2 separate regions of the Homo sapiens genome follow, and region 2 is linked to region 1. The links are chromatin loops, found by intact Hi-C in ENCODE. Cell type or tissue: PC-3. All regions are shown on one strand.

Evidence for each region. Peaks named below come from ENCODE experiments on the same cell type or tissue, not always from the same donor. Only the 100,000 strongest peaks of a DNase experiment are listed, where the experiment ranks them.
Region 2: a loop joins it to region 1, with 3 times the contacts of the local background. A loop is called at or near these places in 1 of 110 quality-filtered maps.

The regions. Positions count from the first base shown.
Region 1 is chr14:34,497,480-34,499,979 of GRCh38, reverse strand. No RefSeq gene overlaps it. Among named protein-coding and RNA genes, the nearest start is that of SPTSSA, 36 kb to the right of the region's middle. RefSeq lists a silencer at 912-1,011 and an enhancer at 2,245-2,500. In PC-3, a CTCF peak has its summit at 997; a DNase peak (open chromatin) is centred at 999; H3K4me3 peaks cover 224 bases; H3K27ac peaks cover 1,426 bases.
Region 2 is chr14:34,236,087-34,238,586 of GRCh38, reverse strand. No RefSeq gene overlaps it. Among named protein-coding and RNA genes, the nearest start is that of EGLN3-AS1, 200 kb to the right of the region's middle. In PC-3, no CTCF peak of the experiment used is centred here; a DNase peak (open chromatin) is centred at 1,366; H3K27ac peaks cover 1,818 bases.

The sequences.
Region 1 (2,500 bases):
CTCTGCCTCCTAGGTTCAAGCGATTCTCTAGCAACAGCCTCCCAACTAGCTGGGATTACAGGCATCCACCACCATTCCTGGGTAATTTATGTATTTTTAGTGGAGACAGGGCTTCACCATATTGGCCAGGCTGATCTTGAACTCTTGACCTCAAGTGATCCTCCAGCCTCGGCCTCCCAGTTGGGATTACAGGCGTGAGCCACCACACCCAGCCTCTTCTTCCTTTAAAATGTTCCAAGGCTGGGCGCGGTAGCTCACACCTGTAATCCCAGCACTTTGGGGGGCCAAGGCAGGCAGATCACCTGATGTCAGGAATTCAAGACCAGCCTGGCCAGCATGGCGGAACCCTGTCTCTACTAAAAATACAAAAATTAGGCCAGACGCAGTGGCTCATGCCTGTAATCCCAGCACTTTGGGAGGCCGAGGTGGGCGGATCACCTGTGGTCAGGAGTTCAAGACCAGCCTGCTGCACTTCACTCCAGCCTGGGCGACAGAGTCAGACTCTAGCTCAAAAAAAAAAAGAAAAAAAAATTAGTCAGGCGTGGTGGCAGGCGCCTCTAATCCCACCTACTCAGGAGGCTGAGGCAGGAGAATCACTTGAACCCGGGAGGCGGAGGTTGCATTGAGCTGAGATCACGCCACTGCACTCCAGCCTGGGCAACAAGAGCAAAACTCCATCTCAAAAAATAATAAAAATAGAATAAAATATAATGTTCCATACTCATCTACTTTTTCATCTAGTCAAACACGGTGTCCAGGTTATGTTCATCCCTTGTGGACCATCACAACCATCTTCCAACTGGTTTTCTTGCTCCTAACCTCCCCTCCATTCACAGCTTCATCTATTCATCATGAATTGAGTTCCTCCTGTGTGCCAGGTGCAATTTACAGATCAGTGACAGGGGCTCTGCTCTCAATGAGTTGAGATGAACAGGGAAAACAGGTAAACCAACAACCCCAATATTGTGGTTGGCGTGTGCCATGGCACAAATATAACAGCAGGTGCCACCAGAGTATAGAAGAGAAGGATTAGGGACAGCTTTCAAGAAGAGAGAATGTTTGAGCCAAGTCTTACAGGATTAGTATGAATTGGCCAGGAATTCAGCCCTGTGAGGCTAACTTTCTTTGACCAAACTCTGAGAATTTTTTTTCTCTGAATGCAAATTTTCCGTGTATATATTTTCAAGACAGAGTCTTGCTCTGTTGAGCAGGCTGGAGTGCAGTGGTGCAGTCATGGCTCACTGCAGCCTCTACCTCCCAGGCTCAAGCAATCCTCCCTCTCAGCTTCCCAAGTAGCTGGGACTATAGGTGTGCCCACCATGCCTTGCTAATTAAAAAACAATTTTTTTTTTTTTTTTAGAGACAAGGGTTCACTATGTTGCCCAGGCTGGTCTCAAATTCCTGGGCTCAAGCAATCCTCCCACCTGGGCTTCCCAAACTGCTGGGATTACAGGTGTGAGGCACCATGCCTGGTCCCATATCTTACTTTTCTTTTAAAGCAGACTTTAAGGCTCTTAAAATGCTATTTTCACATTTTAATAATCATAATTCAAGGACAGAATTAAGTTTTAAGCTAACAAATGACTATATTTATTAAGAAACTGAATCTCAGGCATAAATTTGCTAAATGTTTTTCCCTGCAACACCTGTATAGTCATATCCCAAATACTATACTAAACAGATTGTTATGTAGCCTTTTTGAGACCAGCAGGGTTCTCATAGATTGCGATGCAGTCCTAGCCCATTCAGGCACAGACTTGGAATCTGAGAAAGTCAGGTTTATTAACCCGTTGCAATGAGGTAGACTGTACACCAGAGGACCAAAGGACAGTTTTTTGTTTGTTTTTCTGTGTGTGTGTTTTATTTTATTTATTTATTTTTTTTTGAGAGGGAGTTTTGCTCTTGTCCAGGCTAGAGTGCAGTGGCATGATCTGGGCTCACTCCAATCTCCGCTTCCCAGGTTCAAATGATTCTCCTGCCTCAGCCTCCCAGTAGCTGGGATAACAGACGCCTGCCACCACGCCTTGCTAATTTTTGTATTTTTAGTAGAGACGGGTCCAGGCTGGTCTAGAACTCCCGACCTCAAGTGATCCGCCTGCCTCAGCCTCCCAAAGTGCTGGGATTACAGGCATGAGCCACCACGCCTGCCCTCAAAGGACAGTTTATGTAGGATTTGGGGGAAGGGTGGAGATAAACTTTCAATGAAGCAGTGTTTTGACAACTCAAAGCAAAACAGGGCTTGTGTAAAAAAATCAATGTCAGGCCTGAACTGCAAAATGCCCTTAGAGTGCTGTTTCCTTGGAAACTGCAAAGTTTAGATGAGGAATGCTGTGTACACAGATCCCCATTCGGAAGCCTTAGACTTGGGTTGTCAATTAAGGCTGCTTCTCTGTATTAAGGTGACTTAGAGTCACCTGGCCAAGAGTGGAATATTTCATTCTTACTGATAGAATTTCATACAGCAAAGTTTCTGATACTCTGTGATTTCAAAGAACAAAGG
Region 2 (2,500 bases), 260 kb after region 1:
AACACATTATTTGACAAATAGTATAGGGCAAACCCAGCATTCAACAACTACCCCAAAATATTGCATGTCACGAATTAAACTAGCTGTTGAGATAGATACAAACAGCATAAGGTTCTTGATCACAAGGAGCTAACTGTTTTTTGGAGATGGCAAATATGTTTTAAGTGCTGTAGTCATATTAACTCTGCTAAGGGTTCCCCACAGTCTTCACAATGGTGGTGGTATTTTAGTAGGTTAGGGATACAAGCATGACTAGGAGTTTGGTTATCAATGGGAAAAATTGTGTTTGAATCTTGGTAAGATCTGTCCATTCAATTAATAAGAAGCCTTGTAATATTCCAGGTTAATTGCTTAAAATGGATAGAGCCAGATTGCAGGGTATGTAGACACTTATTAGATTATCTTCCCTAATATATCCTAATATAATCTATATTGCATCCCCATTCTCTGGTTACTGATCTCCTCTCTGCAACCACATGGGCCTCATGGCAGCCATATTTTGCACAGAACCCTGGAGCTCTGGATGCTCTTGACTGGACCAGAGCTGGCTGTGATCAAGCTCGGGTCAAGAGACTTTTCCCTGGTTCTGGCCATATAGATTGGTTTATGAGTAAACACCTGACCCAAGTTCCCCAGTCAGAGTCTCACCCAGATAATTAGGTCTGGGGGAGGGAGAGAAAGAGTGTGAGTCAGAGCAAGTGAGAGATGCACTATAGGTAAACATGGACTTAGAGGGGATCACTGATGGAAGCTGTAAGCTTCCGGGAGAAATCACAGAAAAGAATCTTTGTGACCTTGGATCAGACAAAGATTTCTTTGATTGGACACAATATGTAGGAAACATAAGAGAAAAAATGGATAAATTTAGACTTCACAAAAATTAAAAACTGCTTTTTGAAATGTACTGTTAAGAAAATAAAAAAGACAAGCCACAGTCTGGGAGAAGATATTTGCAAAACACATATTTGATAAGTGACTTATATCTAGAACATGTGAACACTCTTACAACTCAAGAAGAAAACAAAGAACCCTCCAAAAACTGACCAAGGAATTAAACTCCTTACCAAACAAGAGATATGGATGGCAAAGAAACACATGAGAAGATTCTAAACATTATTTATTAAGACAATACAATGAGATACCACTAGAATGCCTATTAGAATGACTAAAGTTAAAAAGACTGACCATACCAACTGTTTGAGAGGGTGTGAAGCAGTATATATTACTAATGAAACACAAAATGGTACAGCCACTTTGGAAAACAAAGCCTCTTTGAGTTTCTTATAAAGTTAAACACACATTAAAATGTGACTCAGCAATCCCATGTCTAAGTATTTACCCAAGAGAAATGAAAACATAAACATATGTCCACACAAAGACCTGTACCTGAACGCCCATAGCAGCTTAATTCACAGTAGCCCCAAACTGGAAACAATCCAAATGTCCATCAACAATGGATAAACCAATTGTGGTGTATTTATACAATGTAACATTACTGAGCAACAAAAAGGAACTAACCACCAGTACTCAAAGCAGGAAAATGGATATATCTCTAAAACATTATGTTGATTAAGAAAAGTCATACTACATGCTGTTATGGTTTTATTTATATGAAATTCTAGAAAAGTCAAAGTGCTACTAATGGAAAACAGATTCCAGAGCTGAAAGTTGGGGAAAGAGATTAACTGATAAGAGCACAAAGGATTTTTGGGATGATAGAACTCTTACATTTTAATTGCGGTGGTGGTTGCATGACTGTATACATTTGCCAAAACTCATGGATTATACACTTGACAAAGAGTCCATTTTATTGCATATAAATGACATTCCATTAAAACTGACCAAAAAATGAGTGTGTGCTGGGGGGGCGCAGGAGCCTCAGAACATAAACCCTGGGGGCTGATAGGACTCTGTCTTCTGCCATATGAATAGCAAAGTAGAAAAGTCTGGCCTGCAAAGAGTAGAAGATGAAGTAGATGTACAGAAAAAGCCAAAGTAGAATGTGGAGAGAGATTTCCAAAGCTACTGGAATCCTTGGTTCCAGTACATACCTGGGGTCCAGCTGTATTCCTGCCCTGAGTTCCATGAATCCCTTATAATAGAGTCTCCCTTTTTGGCCTAAGCTGTCTCAGTGGATTTCTGTCACTTGAAATCAAAGGAGTTCCAATTAATAAGGAAATGAGCACCTCTGCAGAGCATTTCCCATGGGTGCAGTCTTCAGCAGCAGAGAAATTCTTGGTACTTTCCATGAGGAACATGTGTTCTGGAAACTATACTTGTTTGGAATTCCTGAGAATAGTAGAAAGGACATTGTGTTGGGGTTTGGACCCTGAATTCTAGGCCTGTCTCCATGACACATGAGCTATATGCAGTCTTGGGCAAAACTCCTTGTCTCACTGGACTTCCACTTTCTCATATGTAAAAGGGAGAATGAAGCTAGACACACAGCTTGTGAACTTTTCATTCAAATTAGATAAATAACCCAATATATAAAACAGGT